Linked DNA regions of Homo sapiens: regions 2, 3 and 4 are each linked to region 1. Evidence: chromatin contacts called from ENCODE Hi-C or POLR2A ChIA-PET data. All regions are on one chromosome and are shown on one strand. Each heading gives the region's core, a stretch centred on a gene start or an enhancer-like site at or near the end of the contact. The rest is flanking DNA. Distances are from core to core; before and after follow the strand shown.

Region 1 (3,544 bases), core at 637-3,136:
TTAACCTCTCTCCTCCTCCCTGAGGTCACATTTCAAAGTACAAAGATACATACTGAGCACCCAGTGGGCGCAAATTAACTTTTTAAAAAAGCCCTATGACTTCCTACTATATACCAGGCGCTACGTAAGATGCAAAGAATATAGAAAAGAGTAAAAGTGTTCCAAGATTTTAAACGGTGGGGGGTAGTACAATACAGAAGTGTTACCAAAGGAAGCTTTAAGGTGGGCTTGAGAAACAATGAGGATTTGGGGGAGAAGACTGGGGAGGGCATTCCAGGCAGCGGGAACAGCACGGAGGCAAAGGCACGTAGGTCTGAAAGTATGGCCTGACCTTGAAGGAGAGCTATGGGCAGGTGTCCCTGCATGCCAGATAAAGGCAGAGTTGTTCCAGCCAGCCCTCGTTAGGGCAGCAGGGCTGCTCCTAAAAGGCAGTGAGTGGGGTTTGGTGAAGACTCCAGCAGTGTGAGCTGGGGAGGGCTATGGAGTTCAGGGTCCCCGCCATCCCTGGAGAAACTGGCCCCACAAGGAAGTAGCAGCCACTGCACCCTCCTTCTGCACATCTCCTTCTTACACCCAAGCCGCCACTGCCCCTGCTCTCTCAAGGGTCTAACAGACCCCTGAGGTGTCTATCTTCAGTTCCTGGGTGGGATGGACTCTTCTTCCCCACCACCCACACAGGGCTTCTCCGCCCGCTCAGTCATTCCACAGCCAGGGACCCTTCCCTTTATGGCTCAATCCCTCAGAACTGCCCAGACGCCCAGGCTCTCCTTTGCCAGCACAGCTACGCAGCCCGCACAGCCTCCCCGTGCCCTCTGCAGCCCCTTCCCATCCAGCCAGAGCTGTCCAGGGTGCCACCCTGCTTCTACCCCCACCCACACCCTGACACCTCCCAGATGAAGACACTGAGGCACAGAGACATGGCCTGCTCTCACAAGACCTCACAGCCAGGAAGCGCAGACAGAGGATTCAAAGCTGGGGTACCGCAACTCTGAAACCAAGGCTGTCAGATGTGTCAGGGAGATGGGGAAGGAAGACCACCCCCCAAATCAGTAACCAGACCTTCCAAAAAGGCTCAACCATACCCCCACCCACCTGCTGGCAGGGCACAGACTTGCTGTTCTCAAGGGGTTCCCACCAGCTGTGTGGACTCTAGTCCCACAAGGAAGCACCAGCCACTCCCTCTCTGTGTCCTCCCTGCCCCCAGCCCGCTCCAGCAGCAGAGGCCGAGGAGAAAGAGAAACGGTGCCCTGGCTGTTGCCAGCTCTGGTCTTGCCATCCTCAAGAGCTGAGCTGGGTCTGCTGGTCCTCGGACTGTCCTTGGCTCCTCTCCTTGCTCTTACGCAGCTGGCATAAGGGGCCACTCCTTCAATAGGGACCACCCCCCGGCGCCGTCGCTGCCTCCTGGCCTGCTGCCCATGCCTGCATCGTCTCTGAGACCCCTTAGCAACCAAGGACACTAACTCTCCAGGTGCAGACGACGACACCCCAGGCACAGAGATGGACCCGCCTACCCAAGTTCACAAGAGATCAGAATCAGAGCTAGGACTGGAATCTAGCATCCTGAGGCTTGACGAAATCCTCCTTAAATCCACCCTTGCCCTGGAGGCCGGGATCCCCTAAGCCAAGAGAAAAGCGGTGCAGCTCCAGCAGCTGCAACTTCCTGGCTGGGCTGGTCCGGCTGCCTGGACTGTCCCGGAGAGTCTGTGACTGGCCCGTCCAGAAGGAAAGCGGCCTCCCGGGCCCTCCTCCGTTCCAATCCCTTACCTCTCTCGGGCTCCACCACCGTCCTGCCGACCCAGTTTCAGGGGACCTGCCTGTGAATTCTTTGTTCCAAACCCAGGGAGCCCCCTGTCTCCATTGCGCCCTGGCCCACCTCCAGGCCGTTCTGCCAGCCCAAGCTGCTGCTCACAGACCAGCATCGCTCCCCACCTCTCCCCGCCCCTGCCGTGGTTGAGGCCGCCTCGCCTCGGCAGGAAGCGCCCAGCCTGATTTCCTACAAGTGTTTGTCAGAAGGAGGGGGTTTGTCTGCGTGCAGAGCAAGAGCTGGAGGAGCTTAACCCCTTGCAAGCCCTCCGCAGTCAGCGCTGCCCAGGAAAGGACTCAGGGAACAAACTCCTGACGTCCTGGGCTTGGGATCATCTCAGCCCAGGCCCTGCAGGTACAGATGGGGAGACTAAAGCACAGAGAAGGTCAGAGGCTTGGCCAAGGTCACACAGCATGCTGTAGCTCCTACCCTCTAGGCCCTCTTCAACCACGGCCTGACCTTAGCCGAGGCTCCTTCCCTCACTAGGCCTCAGGGCCCATGTGCACGGTGAGAGCTCAGACTCAACACCACTCCTGCCCTTCCAGCTCTGACTCTGCCAATGTGCAACCTGAATCTCAGGGAGACCGTGGTGATTCCTGCCATCTCAACCCACCGTCCTCACCCCGAGGTGGTCCTGCAGCCAGAGTGGGATGTTCGGGGCAGCATGGAGGTGTGAACCTGGCGGATCAGGTAAACTTTCCCTTGTTGTAAGAACCCTCCAAGGGTTCACCAGATGTTGGGAACAGATCGATCCTGATGGTCAGTCGAGCTATCTTTCCTCAAGCCCCACCATCCCATTCCTTCATTCGTAGGTACTCACTGAGCTCCTACTGTGTGGCGGGTGCTTTTAAATCACCTGGGAATATGGCAGGGCCGAAGACAGGCCAGTCCCCTGCTCTCCACTCTAGCAGAGACATGGACAATAAGCAAGCACATGTATAATTTCAAGGAGAGAGCTGTGAACAATGAGACTGGGTGACGATCCGTGTCCCAGGCCAGGTGGCACTGAAGCCTGGGGCTCACCCCAGGCCAACAGAGTCAGTCTCTGGGCATCAGACATTTTAAGTGTCCCAGGTGACTGGCCCTGGTAGAGAACACATGGGGCCAAGAGTAATGGGTTGGAGGAGAAGGGTTATAGGACGGTCAGGAAGGTCTCTATGAGGAGGTGACATTCAAATAAGGCACTGGAAGGAAGAGGGGTCAAAAGCAAGCCACAAGAAGGTTTGGGGCAGAGTGTTCTGGGAGGGCAAGTGGAAAGGCCAAGGTGGGGGAGCCAGCGGGCTTTCCCTGAGAACAGCAAGGCCTGTGTACCCGGGGCAGAGCGAGTCAAGCGGGAGAAGCAGGAGCTTCACAGAAAAGCGGGCACAGGAGCACAAGAGGCTCCCAACACTGGCCCCACCCAGGACCCAGAGACTCTGAGTCAGGAAACAAAAAGAAAGAGGAAAAAAAACAGGCCTCTGTATTGTCCAAAAAGCCCTCCAGGTAATTCTGATAAGCAGCCAGATTTGGGAACCACCCATGTAGGAGAGAAAAAAATCTCAGAGTCACTGTGGACCTGGGTTCAAATCCCAGCCCCATCTCCTGCTGGCCCTGACCTTTGAGGCTTCACGTCTCTAAGCCTCAGTTTCTTCATCTGTAAAACAGGGATAAGAAGAGTAGCCACCCCACAGGGGCTGCTATAAAGATTCAATGACATGATGCCTACCAAGGGTAGAGCGGGGGAGCCAGAACACAGTCATG
Region 2 (3,544 bases), core at 506-3,005, 2.6 Mb after region 1:
TAATATGTAAGTACCCTCCCTCCTGGCCATAGTACATGCCAGATCTGGCCAGTCATAGCACCTGATTCCCCTTTGCAGTAAGTGTCCTTGGCTGGGACAAAACAAATCCTTCCTTGGAATTTTATACAACATATGGAGGAAGATAGATTCTTTCTGTTTCCTTTATGTTAAAGATGTAAGAATGTGTCTCTACAGCTCCTGGTGCCCATGCCCCATACCTATGGAAGACACAGAAACAATGTGGTCAAGACAGAGATGGGAACTGAGATAAGACAGAAAGAGATAGAGAGAACTAGGCCATATGTGATGGCTCACGCCTGTAGCCCCAGCACTTTGGGAGGCTGAGGTGGGTGGATCACCTGAGGTCTGGAGTTTGAGACCACCCTGACCAACATGGAGAAACCCTGTCTCTACTAAAAATACAAAATTAGCTTGGCATGGTGGCGCACGCCTGTAATCCCAGCTACTTGGGAGGCTGAGGCAGGAGAACAGCTTGAACCTGGGAGGCAGAGGTTGCAGTGAGCCAAGATCACGCCACTGCACTCCAGCCTGGGCAACAAGAGTGAAACTCTGTCTCAAAAAAAAAAAAAAAAAAAAAAAAAAAAAAGATCTGTGGTTGTAGATACTGCCATGTATGAGCCCATCTCTCACACAGCATCATCACCAATCATGTGGAACAGTTGGTTCCCATTTATAGTTAAGTCAGTTAGGTTTGGTTTTGGCATAGACTGTGAATAGAGTCTACAAAGATAAAGGAGAGGGAAGGTATGATCAGTAGAACAAGGTCCTTCAATAAACTGAAGTGCATGAGATCAGGGTCAGGCAGAGAGATTTCCCTTAGATAGGAAGCAAGCCACACTCTAGAGATGAGTAGGAGAGGGTGGTATTGGTATTTGGTGGCAGAAGCTATGGGAGGCACCATGGTTAAGATCAGTAGGGGATCTGTAAGCATGCAATCACCAGCAAGTTATCTATGATCTCACTTTTCTCTCTTCCACTCAAGGTAACATTCCCCAAACACAAGTGGGAGATGTTATTTTACTTCTAAGGTCATATCCATTGCATTTTAAAAAATCCCTCCAAAAGACAAAATATTTTGAAACTTGAGTAATTAGACTATTATTAGCACTACATTTCTGACAACTTACCTAACCCCATAGTTTCAAATACTAAAAATCAGAGTAACTTGAGTAATGTGACTATTTTTGTTGTTACATTTCTTGGGACTTACCCAATAACTCATGTGGTCAAAGCCTGTGGGTTGTGCCACTATAGCTGAGAGCAACTGTATTGACTAAAATCACAATAATATGTAAGCTTTTCCATTACTTGATTATAACTGCATTACTGTATTTGTAACTGCCTTTTAGTTTATTCTTAATGCTAGTGAGCACTTGACATGATTTGAGAGTTGCAGAAAATAGCCCAACCACCACCACGACTTTATGAATAGTAATGCATGGGGTATGTCTGACTACTTACTCTAGACCTACCATAGACATGACTAATCAATTCTGGCATTCATTCCTATTGGGCTCGCATGCAGCCACAGAATCCTTCTCGGCCTTATGCTCCAGAGAGTATAAGGCTGGCCTCAAAGATGCAATGCATTTGCTATTGTTGATTGGCTTAGAAGCTCTTGGGGTTCATTCCTGTTCATTTCCTGGTGAAGAAGAAATGGCCTCCAGGATCTGGCAAGAATAAGGGCCCTGGAGCAGCCTTGAGCATCTGGCTCTCAATTTCCGCATTCTTTCTCTCCCTTTAAGAAGAGGTGAGATGTGATGAGAGGCACAGGCTGTGAGGCCTCAGGCTTTTATCTCTGGCAATGACATGGGCAGCGTGACATGCAGGGTAATGAATTGCCGTCTTTGCAGAAATGAATAAGTTGTGGTCAGTGATGAAATGATCAATTTGCTCCATCATGTTAAGCTGCCCATTCATCATCCACACCTGCTGTCAGGAGCCCAGGGCCGCTGATATTGGCCTCAAGCCTCTTCCTCAGCTAGCCGAGCAATCGCCGTTGGAGCTGCCTCCAAGCTCAAGGCTGCCTTTGATTACAGCCTTTGAGGAGGGGCCCAATTACTTACTGCTCAGCCACCGGTGACTCTGAAAACAAGGGACATTTGTGCTGACCTGGGCTGTTGACATGTAGCCTAACAAAATGTGAAAGACCCTCTGACAGGGATCCAGGTGGCCCGTCTTATTGTCCCACAGTGCGACCTTGGGCCAGGCCATGTCATTTCTGTTCCTTAGCTTCTCTATTATAAAAGGAAGGGGTGGAGGAGACTCCCAGTTCTCCATCTCCGACCCAATAGATCTGCAAATGTCTGCTATGGAAAGGACAGTTTGTGATTTTAACTCCCCCACCCACTGAGGCAAATAACAGCATTTATTAGCTGAGATTGTTTGGCAGCAGTGAATCATTCTTTGGCTTAACTGAAAATAAGGTGTAATTATCACATTTTACTGATAAGGAAACTGAGGCCTAACAAGGTTAAGTGGGGTGCCCAAAGCCACAAAGAGAGGTTGTGTTATAGTTACAATTGAATCTGTATCTGTTTGACTTCTAAACCCTTGCTTTTCCCACTGCAAATTGTTTTGGCTAGAGAGCAGGCTATTAAGACATTCTAGCCAAGCCAATTTCCTGAGAGTTCTGCAGGTACCAGGTGTTGCTGGAGCCCAGCATCTGCTCAGAGGAAGGCAGAGAGACCCAGAGGAACCCAGAATGAGACACTCATTTTTGCATCCTCAGTTTCCAAGTTAATTTTCTAGCTCCTGGTTAGGACCCGAATTACAGAGACCAGGCAGCTGTCCAACAAGAATGCTGACAGGTTTCATTGTCCTCTAGGGTAGCTGCTGCCTAAAGAATATTTGATTTTTTGTTTTTTTAACAACAACAAAAAAGATGGGTTCCCTGTATTGAGCATCTCCTGAGTGCAAAGCCCTGCACTATGTGCTCAACACTTGATCCTTGATGGTTTAAAGCCTCAACAGTGTGATCAGGTTAGTTGCTCACATTCTTGGATAGAAAAACTGAAACTTAGAGCAGATAAGAGACTTGTCCAAGGTCATTTAGCTCATTAGTGGCAGAGCTGTAGCTCAATCTGTATCCATCAGTCATCTGTCCATCAAGTCCAGTGGAGTAGAAGGGGTCACACAATGGGCTCAGAGACAGAGAACCTTGTGCTAGTTCACACCCTTGACCTGTCCATGTATGTATGGACATGTAAGCTTGGGCGGGTTACACAGGGCTTGGTTTTCTTATCTTTTTTTAAGGGCTTGGTGTTATTTTTAAAATAGCAGAGATTCTAATAACAGCAGCTACCTGTTATTCAACTCTTATTATGAGCTGGCATTCAGGTGTTTCATTTTATTTCATTTCTGAAAACAATCCCATGATATAGCATCATTATCCCTATTATATATATCCAACAACTGAGACTAGAAAGGGAATATAACTTACTCCAGGCCACAATGTTAGTGAATGGCAGAGCTAGGATTCTCTGACCTCGAAGTCAAAGTTCTCAGCTACTTAGTTATACAG
Region 3 (3,544 bases), core at 576-3,075, 2.5 Mb before region 1:
AATTTTTTTTTTTTTTTTTTTTTGTAGAGACAGGGTTTCATCATGTTGCCCAGGCTGGTCTCAAACTCCTGGCCTCAAGCAATCCTCCTACCTGAGTCTCCCAAACTGCTGGGATTACAGGCATGAGCCACTGCGCCTGGCCCTCCATCCTGCTATTTTTATCAGCCAGTAACTCTCAACAGTGGGAATTTGATTTTGAAGCATTGTTCTTTCCCACTGATTCTGCACCAGTGGAGCCAAGGATGTTAATCGAGGAATGGTTCGGACATTAACTCTTCTAGTTGTAGTTTGTCATTTAATTGCAGATTGAGGTAGATCATTCAGTGACTATTAACTACCATAAACAGCAATAATAAACAACTTCTTTTCTTTTTTTTAAATTCATCTATTTTTTTTCGAGACAGAGTCTCGCTCTGTCGCCCAGGCTGGAGTGCAGTGGCGCGATCTCGGCTCACTGCAACCTCCGCCCCTCCAGGTTTAAGCAATTCTCTGCCTCAGCCTCCGGAGTAGCTGGGATTACAGGCGCCTGCCACCACGCCCGGCTAATTCTTTGTATTTTTAGTAGAGACGGGGTTTCACCATCTAGGCCAGGCCGGTCTTGAACTCCTGACCTCATGCTCCACCTGCCTCCGCCTCCCAAAGTGCTGGGACTACAGGTGTGAGCCACCGCGCCCAGCCACAACTTCTTTTCAAAATTGAATTCAATTCTGAAATATCTCAAGGGAGGTCATGGATTATTTAAAAGGAAATCACTTGCAACAATAAACATAAAACAATGCAGAAATAGTATAAACTCATCTAGATTGAAGAAACACAAACATTGAGTACTAGCATCTTCTTGGGATGACTTAAAATTAGGACAAATACTTAGTTACCTTACTACCCAAAGTGACATTTCTTCCCATTTTAGAGCTGTGCTGTCCACACGTACAATTAAAATTTTCTAGTAGCTAGCCAAAGTATTTAAAAAGAGAAATTAACTTAATAATTTACCTAATTTAATGTAGTATGTCCAAAATATTACCTTTTCAACATGCAATCAATATAAAATTTACTAACGAGATGGTCTTCCACATCTGGTGTACTGTTTACTCCACAGAGTGGCAAGCTGCCTTTCCAACCCTCACTTAGCCACATGCGGCTACCGTATTGGATGGCAGTCTTAGGGAATTTCAATATCAACTGATTCTTTAATTCTGAATTTGAGAATTTCTTTTTATAATACACACGGTCGCTAAGGCGCTTAGAGATCTGTGAGGCGCATGGAGATTATTTTACTCTCCGGTCCCTTTTGATCCAAGATCCCACAGCATTAAAAGCAGTAAGAGGGAAGGCAATGGGCATCCCTTGCGCCCAGGAACGTGGCCTGGAGGGCCTGGCTGCTCCGAGCAGTAGCAGTGCCCGGCGGGGAGGCTGCAGACGCGGCGTTGGAAGTTGGATTTCTAGACAAGCTCCGGCAGCTGCCCGGAACCCGTGTCTTTTTCTGGGGCACCCAGGAACAGCAGGGCCAGACGGAGAGAGAGCAGCCTCCAGCCAGGCACAGGGTCCCGAGCTGCCACCGACACCGAGGGAGCCCGGCCCAGGGCTGCAGCGCTTTCCGCCTAGGTGGGCGGCAGCGGGAGCGAGGAGCCGGAGGAAGCCCGGCCTGCGTCCTGCGGGCAGCAGGACACGATCTCCCCGGCGCGCTCTCGCCGGCGCCGCAGCGGGCGCGCGGGCGACAGGGTGGGCGTGGACCGATGGGGGCACCGCCCCTGGGAGAGGCGGGCGCCGCGGTTCCGGGGGCGGGACGCGCCGAGGAGTGGGGCGCGAGCCGCCGGTTTTGATTAGTGCGCGGAGCTGCGGCGGTGGAGCTGCTCGGCCGGGAGCCCGGCGGCGAGACGGAGAGGCGGCGGAGGTGCCCGCGCGCAGGGTCTGGTGGGCGGCCGCGAGGCTCGGGAGAGGCGAACCGGAGCGCGGGACCGCGGTCGCCCCGACCAGAGCCGGGAGACCGCAGCACCCGCAGCCGCCCGCGAGCGCGCCGAAGACAGCGCGCAGGCGAGAGCGCGCGGGCGGGGGCGCGCAGGCCCTGCCCGCCCCTTCCGTCCCCACCCCCCTCCGCCCTTTCCTCTCCCCACCTTCCTCTCGCCTCCCGCGCCCCCGCACCGGGCGCCCACCCTGTCCTCCTCCTGCGGGAGCGTTGTCCGTGTTGGCGGCCGCAGCGGGCCGGGCCGGTCCGGCGGGCCGGGGGATGGCGCTGCTGGACCTGGCCTTGGAGGGAATGGCCGTCTTCGGGTTCGTCCTCTTCTTGGTGCTGTGGCTGATGCATTTCATGGCTATCATCTACACGTGAGTGAGGGACCGCAGGAGGGGCTCGGGGCAGGGGTCCGGGCCTCGGAGACAGGCGAGAATGGGAAACGTTTGCGCTTTGAAGGGGACTGGGCTCGGGCGGGGGTGGAGAAAGCTGATCGTCAGGCTGTTCCCCCCGTTCCCTCGCCCCTCGGACCGGCGGTGGCGGTGGTCTTTGCGAGGGAAAAGTGTTGGGCGTGGGAAGGGTTTGCTGGGTTGCAGGCGACTGCCCAGCCAGGCTAAAGGAGACTGCTCTTACGTGTCAGGCTGAAGGTGGTGGCTTGGTTTGATTGTGCTGGGGATTCGTGTAATTTTTCATCTGGGCCGAGATGTATGGTGTATTGTTTTTTTCTCCCGACCTGGGCCACGTTTCTGTTAGGGTGGTGATTGTGTCCACTTTTCTGGGAGCTGCTCACAGCTATCTGGACACCTCTCTGTGGATTTTCTTCTTCCTGGAAGGGCTCTATGCGCTTAGATAGGTGTGAAGCACCTGTCCACCCTGAAAAATGTCCACCAAACCTCCGAGCTGGCATGATAGCTTTGAGTCCTGTCAGCTTGTACATCTCAGCGTGGTTTTCTTTCCTTTTTTCAGTTCCTCGTTTTATTGTTTTATGTAGATTTGTACTCTCCCCGTGCCGGCCACATCTTTTCATTTTTGTTTAACAAATACTTCTTGAGGCCTACTAGATACCATTCACTGTTATTGGCCAGGGGACATGGTGGTGAGCAGGACAGAATTCCTGTCCTCATGAGTCTTACATTCTAGAAGGAAGGAGCAGATAAAATCTAAATAAGGTTATGAGATTGTGACGAAGCGTGTAAGTAAAATAGAACTGGGTGATGGCGTGAATAGAGACATGGGTTATGTGGCTAGTTTGGTATATCCACTGTTTAAGGTGAAATCTGCCTCTGTAAAGAAATGAAAAAATTATATAGAGCACATTACTGATATCGATTCACTTGGATTTTTAGTCTGGGGGGAGAAAAGAGCAATTGTATATAGTAATCGTTACCATGAACTAGAATAGAGTGTATGTTAGTGGAAGAGACTTTAAGAAATTAGTTACTTTTAGTTTTTTGGTTTTTTTTTTTTCCTTTTTACTGCGGAAAAAGTGTGCCTTTGCTTTTGGAAACACTGTATTTTATTAGTATAGTGTGGCATTTCCTGGTACTGAGAAAGATGATGCTGGTACAGGTTATACTGATATTTCTTTGAAAG
Region 4 (3,544 bases), core at 627-3,126, 2.3 Mb before region 1:
TCCACGTTTTTGTTATTTCAGTAAATTTTTTTGGATCTCACTCTGTCACCCAGGCGGGAGTGCAGTGGTGTCACCACGGCTCACTGCAACCTCAGACTCCTGGGCTCAAGCGATCCTCCTGCCTCAGCCTCCTGAGTAGCTGGGACTACAAGTGCACGCCACCATGCCCGGCTAATTTTTAAAACTTTTTTTGCAGACATGGGGTCTCGCTATGTTGCCAGGGCTGGTCTTGAAGACCTCCCAAAGTTTAGTAATCTTATATGAACTGCTTTTACTTTTCTGCATTGTACCCAGAAGGTGATGTTTTACTTAATATTTAGTCAGTTATTTTAACCAGAAACTTTTAATACTAAGCAAGGGGGATTTCTTCCTTTCTATCACAATTATACTACATTCCATGTGGACAACTGTATCTCTGGCAGTTAATTCTAGAGGTGGAAATTAGGGAAGGGGGTAGTATGGAAGCATACAGCATTTACAAAACTGGCAAAAAATAAAATAAGTCAAGGGGAGGCTCAGATTCTTTCTTTGGACAAAGGTGGGCTTTGAGGAAAGATCCTCACTCATCAGAGGCCGAGCCCTACACTAACCACAGTAATTTGTATTGATACCCAATTTAGTTCAGGAGCTATAAAAATGTATGTTTGCGGCCAGGCGTGGTGGTTCATGCCTGTAATACCAGCACTTTGGGAGGCCAAGGCGGGTGGATCACGAGGTCATGAGATCGAGACCATCCTGGCTAACACGGTGAAACCCCATCTCTACTAAAAATACAAAAAATTAGCTGGGCACGGTGGCGGATACCTGTAGTCCCAGCTACTCCAGAGGCTGAGGCAGGAGAATGGCGTGAACCCGGGAGGCGGAGCTTGCAGTGAGTCGAGATAGCGCCACTACACTCCCGCCTGGGAGAAAGAGTGAGACTCCGTCTCAAAAAAAAAAAAAAGTATGTTTGCATTATTGCACATAAAAATTAAAAATTGAGAGCTATTTGTATTCATCTATTGAGAGAAACGGTCTCTGGGGGTTAGGATGGGGACCTGTCCCCATTATAGACCCGTTCTGGTCTATAATTTACCTAAGACGAGAGCAGAAAGGGTTTTAAATGCTGATCCTAAGTTGTCGTCGGAGGGCAGTACCCCAGAGGACAGGGGAATCATTCCTAACACTGGCAGGGGCCAGAGGCTGACAGCTGGCATTGAACACCTGAATGTCAGGATATTACTCGCCTCTCTCTAATTCTTCCCAATAGAGCGGATACACTCTGGACTCCCTGGGGTGGAGCAGCTACATGGGCAGTTTGTACTTGTTCCTCTTGTCTCTTCATCTGCCCATAAGCCCAAGGCACTCAGAGTCTTCCCTCACTGACACCCAGCAAGCCGGTGAACACACCGGCCCACTGCATTGGGAAGCCCTTTCCTTTTGCTAAGGACTGCATTCGTCTATGCTGCATCTTGAGGCTGTGCAGTATCACCTCCCCTCCTCCATGGTTTTTCTTCTCTAGGCCTAGCAGGCAAGGGAGAAGGAGAGATGCCAGAAGCCTCTGTCTTTCCTTCCCCATTCGTTTCTTACTGAGTCTTGGAGTTAAATTGTTAGTTAGTGCCGGGCGTGTGGCTCACACCTGTAATCTCAGCACTTTGGGAGGCAAAGGTGGGCGAATCAACTGAGATCAGGAGTTTGAAACCACCCTGGCCAACATGGTGAAACTCCATCTCTACTAAACATACAAAAATTACCTGGGCGTGGTGGGGGGGCCCTGTGGTCCCAGCTACATGGGAGGCTGAGGCAGGAGAATCACTTGAACCCGGGAGGCAGAGGTTGCAGTGAGCTGAGATCACGCCACTTCCCTCCAGCCTGGGCAACAGAGTGGGAGTCCATCTCAAAAAAAAAAAAAAAAAAAAGAGGAAAGAATGCCAATTCATGATTTAAAAGTAAAATCAAATAGACTCCAGCTGTCAACTTAGCATATTCACAGTAGGTCCAGCACCGCTTATATCTAATGTTTCATAGTTCATAATGGAGTAACATTCATAGTTACTGAAGTTTAGATAAAAGAAGTGTCACCCTCTATGGCAACCCCTCCCCTGAAACACACATGGACTCTAGTCTAGCCATGGGCTCAATACTGTTTTAAGCATTGCTACTACACTACCACCAAATCTCAGTTTCTAACAGGGGGCAAAGAGCATTTTTAGAAGACGCTTAGTAACAGAAAAATTAACCAAGGGAAGAACAATCTTAATTACGGGATATTTTTACTGGAATGTAGACATTACTTTTGAATATATAGGACAATAGAAATTGCATCAAAGCAATGCTGCCTAACAGACACAGCAGGAAACTTATTGGCATGGCCAGGCTAGTATATTTTCTCATTAGTATATCAACTAATTATAGGAAAAGTACTGTTTCTAAAGTGCTTGAAACATTTGCCTACGTCACTGTTCTCTTTTTCAATGACCTCCTTCATAAAGTCAAACTCTAGCCCAAACTTAAGCCCATCTCACTGCATATTGTAAAGAATGGATTCTGAATGAATTAACAGAAATGCTTTTATATAGGAGGTTGCAGAGATTCTCTTGCAGTCAATGTCTAGAGGAGCTGACCCTCAGGCATCACTCAGAGGAAGTCCCAGCCAAGATTCACAGATCTGTATGTAGCCTTCGGTCAATATCACAGTGTACATCAGGAGTCTCAAGTTCATTGCACAGAACTGGTCCTGTAGCAGGGAAGACTCAGAATTCCTGAGTTTTCTCCTTATGGTGACTCCTCAGGGATAGCCACCATCTTAAATCCAGGAATGGGGCCCAGCTGGGAATGGAGAAAGTTGCAGGCCCACATGCTCCCTGGACGGAAGTCACACGGAGCCTCTGTGCGGGCACCTGAGAAGCTGCCAGAACACCTGCCCAGCAGCAGTGCATCCTCCCCACTCAGTGTCCATCTGCCATCTAGACATGGAGGAGGAAAAGAAAAGAGACAAATATGAACACACTTTGGTTTTCCCACTGTGCATCTCTATGCACAGCTCACACGCACACCCATGGGAGGAGGCGAGGGGGAGCAGCATGGAAGCTCAGCCACCCCTCTGTGTGTGGCCAGGGCAGCCATCACTGGTCCTGCTCTTTTCCTGGGAAGGCATCCCCCATGCTACCTGGAGGTACAGGGTTAGTCATGCCTTTCACCGCTGAGTGTGCTCTGCTGAGCCAAGGACAACCTCCACCCACACTCCCTTTGACTCCCCTCATCCCCAGCTGTTCTTCGTGACTCTGACCCATCCTCCCCTCCATTCCAGTCATTTCTCAAAAATGACACCCTCACATACCACACCGCTGAGAAGGAGAGGAATGTGAGAATGATCACAACAGCCAGGGAACCCAGTCCAACACCCGCCATCTGCAGCAGCATGAGTGACGAATCTGTGGGACAAAACCACAGGCTTAGCCCAGAGTGCACGGCATCACCACCTCCCAGGAGGCACACACCCCACTGTGCTCAATCCATTTTAACCCAGAGCTTGGCCCCATTTAACAAAGAATCCCAAGAATGC

Evidence for each region. Hi-C counts contacts between places; a loop is a spot of excess contacts on that map. ChIA-PET counts read pairs that join two places held with the same protein, here RNA polymerase II (POLR2A). Pooled maps may share reads with other maps.
Region 2: a loop to region 1 is called in a pooled map, with 5 times the contacts of the local background. The contact joins the enhancer-like site here to the promoter of AKNA in region 1. A Hi-C loop is called at or near these places in 4 of 37 single-sample maps with no recorded cell type and 3 of 50 pooled maps.
Region 3: a map with no recorded cell type shows a loop between it and region 1 (9-fold over the local background). The contact joins the promoter of UGCG here to the promoter of AKNA in region 1. A Hi-C loop is called at or near these places in 2 of 37 single-sample maps with no recorded cell type and 6 of 50 pooled maps.
Region 4: a loop to region 1 is called in a pooled map, with 4 times the contacts of the local background. The contact joins the promoter of LINC02977 here to the promoter of AKNA in region 1. A Hi-C loop is called at or near these places in 1 of 37 single-sample maps with no recorded cell type and 4 of 50 pooled maps. POLR2A ChIA-PET finds 5 or more read pairs at or near these places in 1 of 52 experiments (B cell).

What each region holds. Positions count from the first base shown.
Region 1 is chr9:114,386,096-114,389,639 of GRCh38, forward strand. It overlaps AKNA (AT-hook transcription factor), which reads right to left and starts at 1,887. Exons shown (of 22, transcript NM_001317950.2): 1 at 1,765-1,887. It overlaps LOC124902253 (a long non-coding RNA gene), which reads left to right and starts at 1,955. Exons shown (of 3, transcript XR_007061742.1): 1 at 1,955-2,158; 2 at 2,350-2,494. RefSeq lists enhancers at 550-699, 1,514-2,249, 1,720-1,849, 1,890-2,179.
Region 2 is chr9:116,950,761-116,954,304 of GRCh38, forward strand. All of the region lies in intron 10 of ASTN2 (astrotactin 2), which reads right to left. Among named protein-coding and RNA genes, the nearest start is that of SNORA70C, 230 kb to the right of the region's middle. Within about 2 kb of position 1,756, at least 3 of the 41 ENCODE cell types and tissues checked have a DNase peak (open chromatin) inside an H3K27ac peak, as active enhancers do.
Region 3 is chr9:111,894,989-111,898,532 of GRCh38, forward strand. UGCG (UDP-glucose ceramide glucosyltransferase) reads left to right here and starts at 1,826. Exons shown (of 9, transcript NM_003358.3): 1 at 1,826-2,325. The coding sequence starts at 2,228. RefSeq lists an enhancer at 1,277-1,860 and silencers at 1,481-2,070, 2,181-2,270.
Region 4 is chr9:112,038,548-112,042,091 of GRCh38, forward strand. LINC02977 (long intergenic non-protein coding RNA 2977) reads right to left here and starts at 1,877. Exons shown (of 3, transcript NR_186812.1): 1 at 1-1,877. SUSD1 (sushi domain containing 1) reads right to left here. Exons shown (of 17, transcript NM_022486.5): 16 at 3,320-3,413; 17 at 2,236-2,945. The coding sequence ends at 2,945. RefSeq lists enhancers at 2,485-3,124, 2,520-3,544, 3,125-3,544.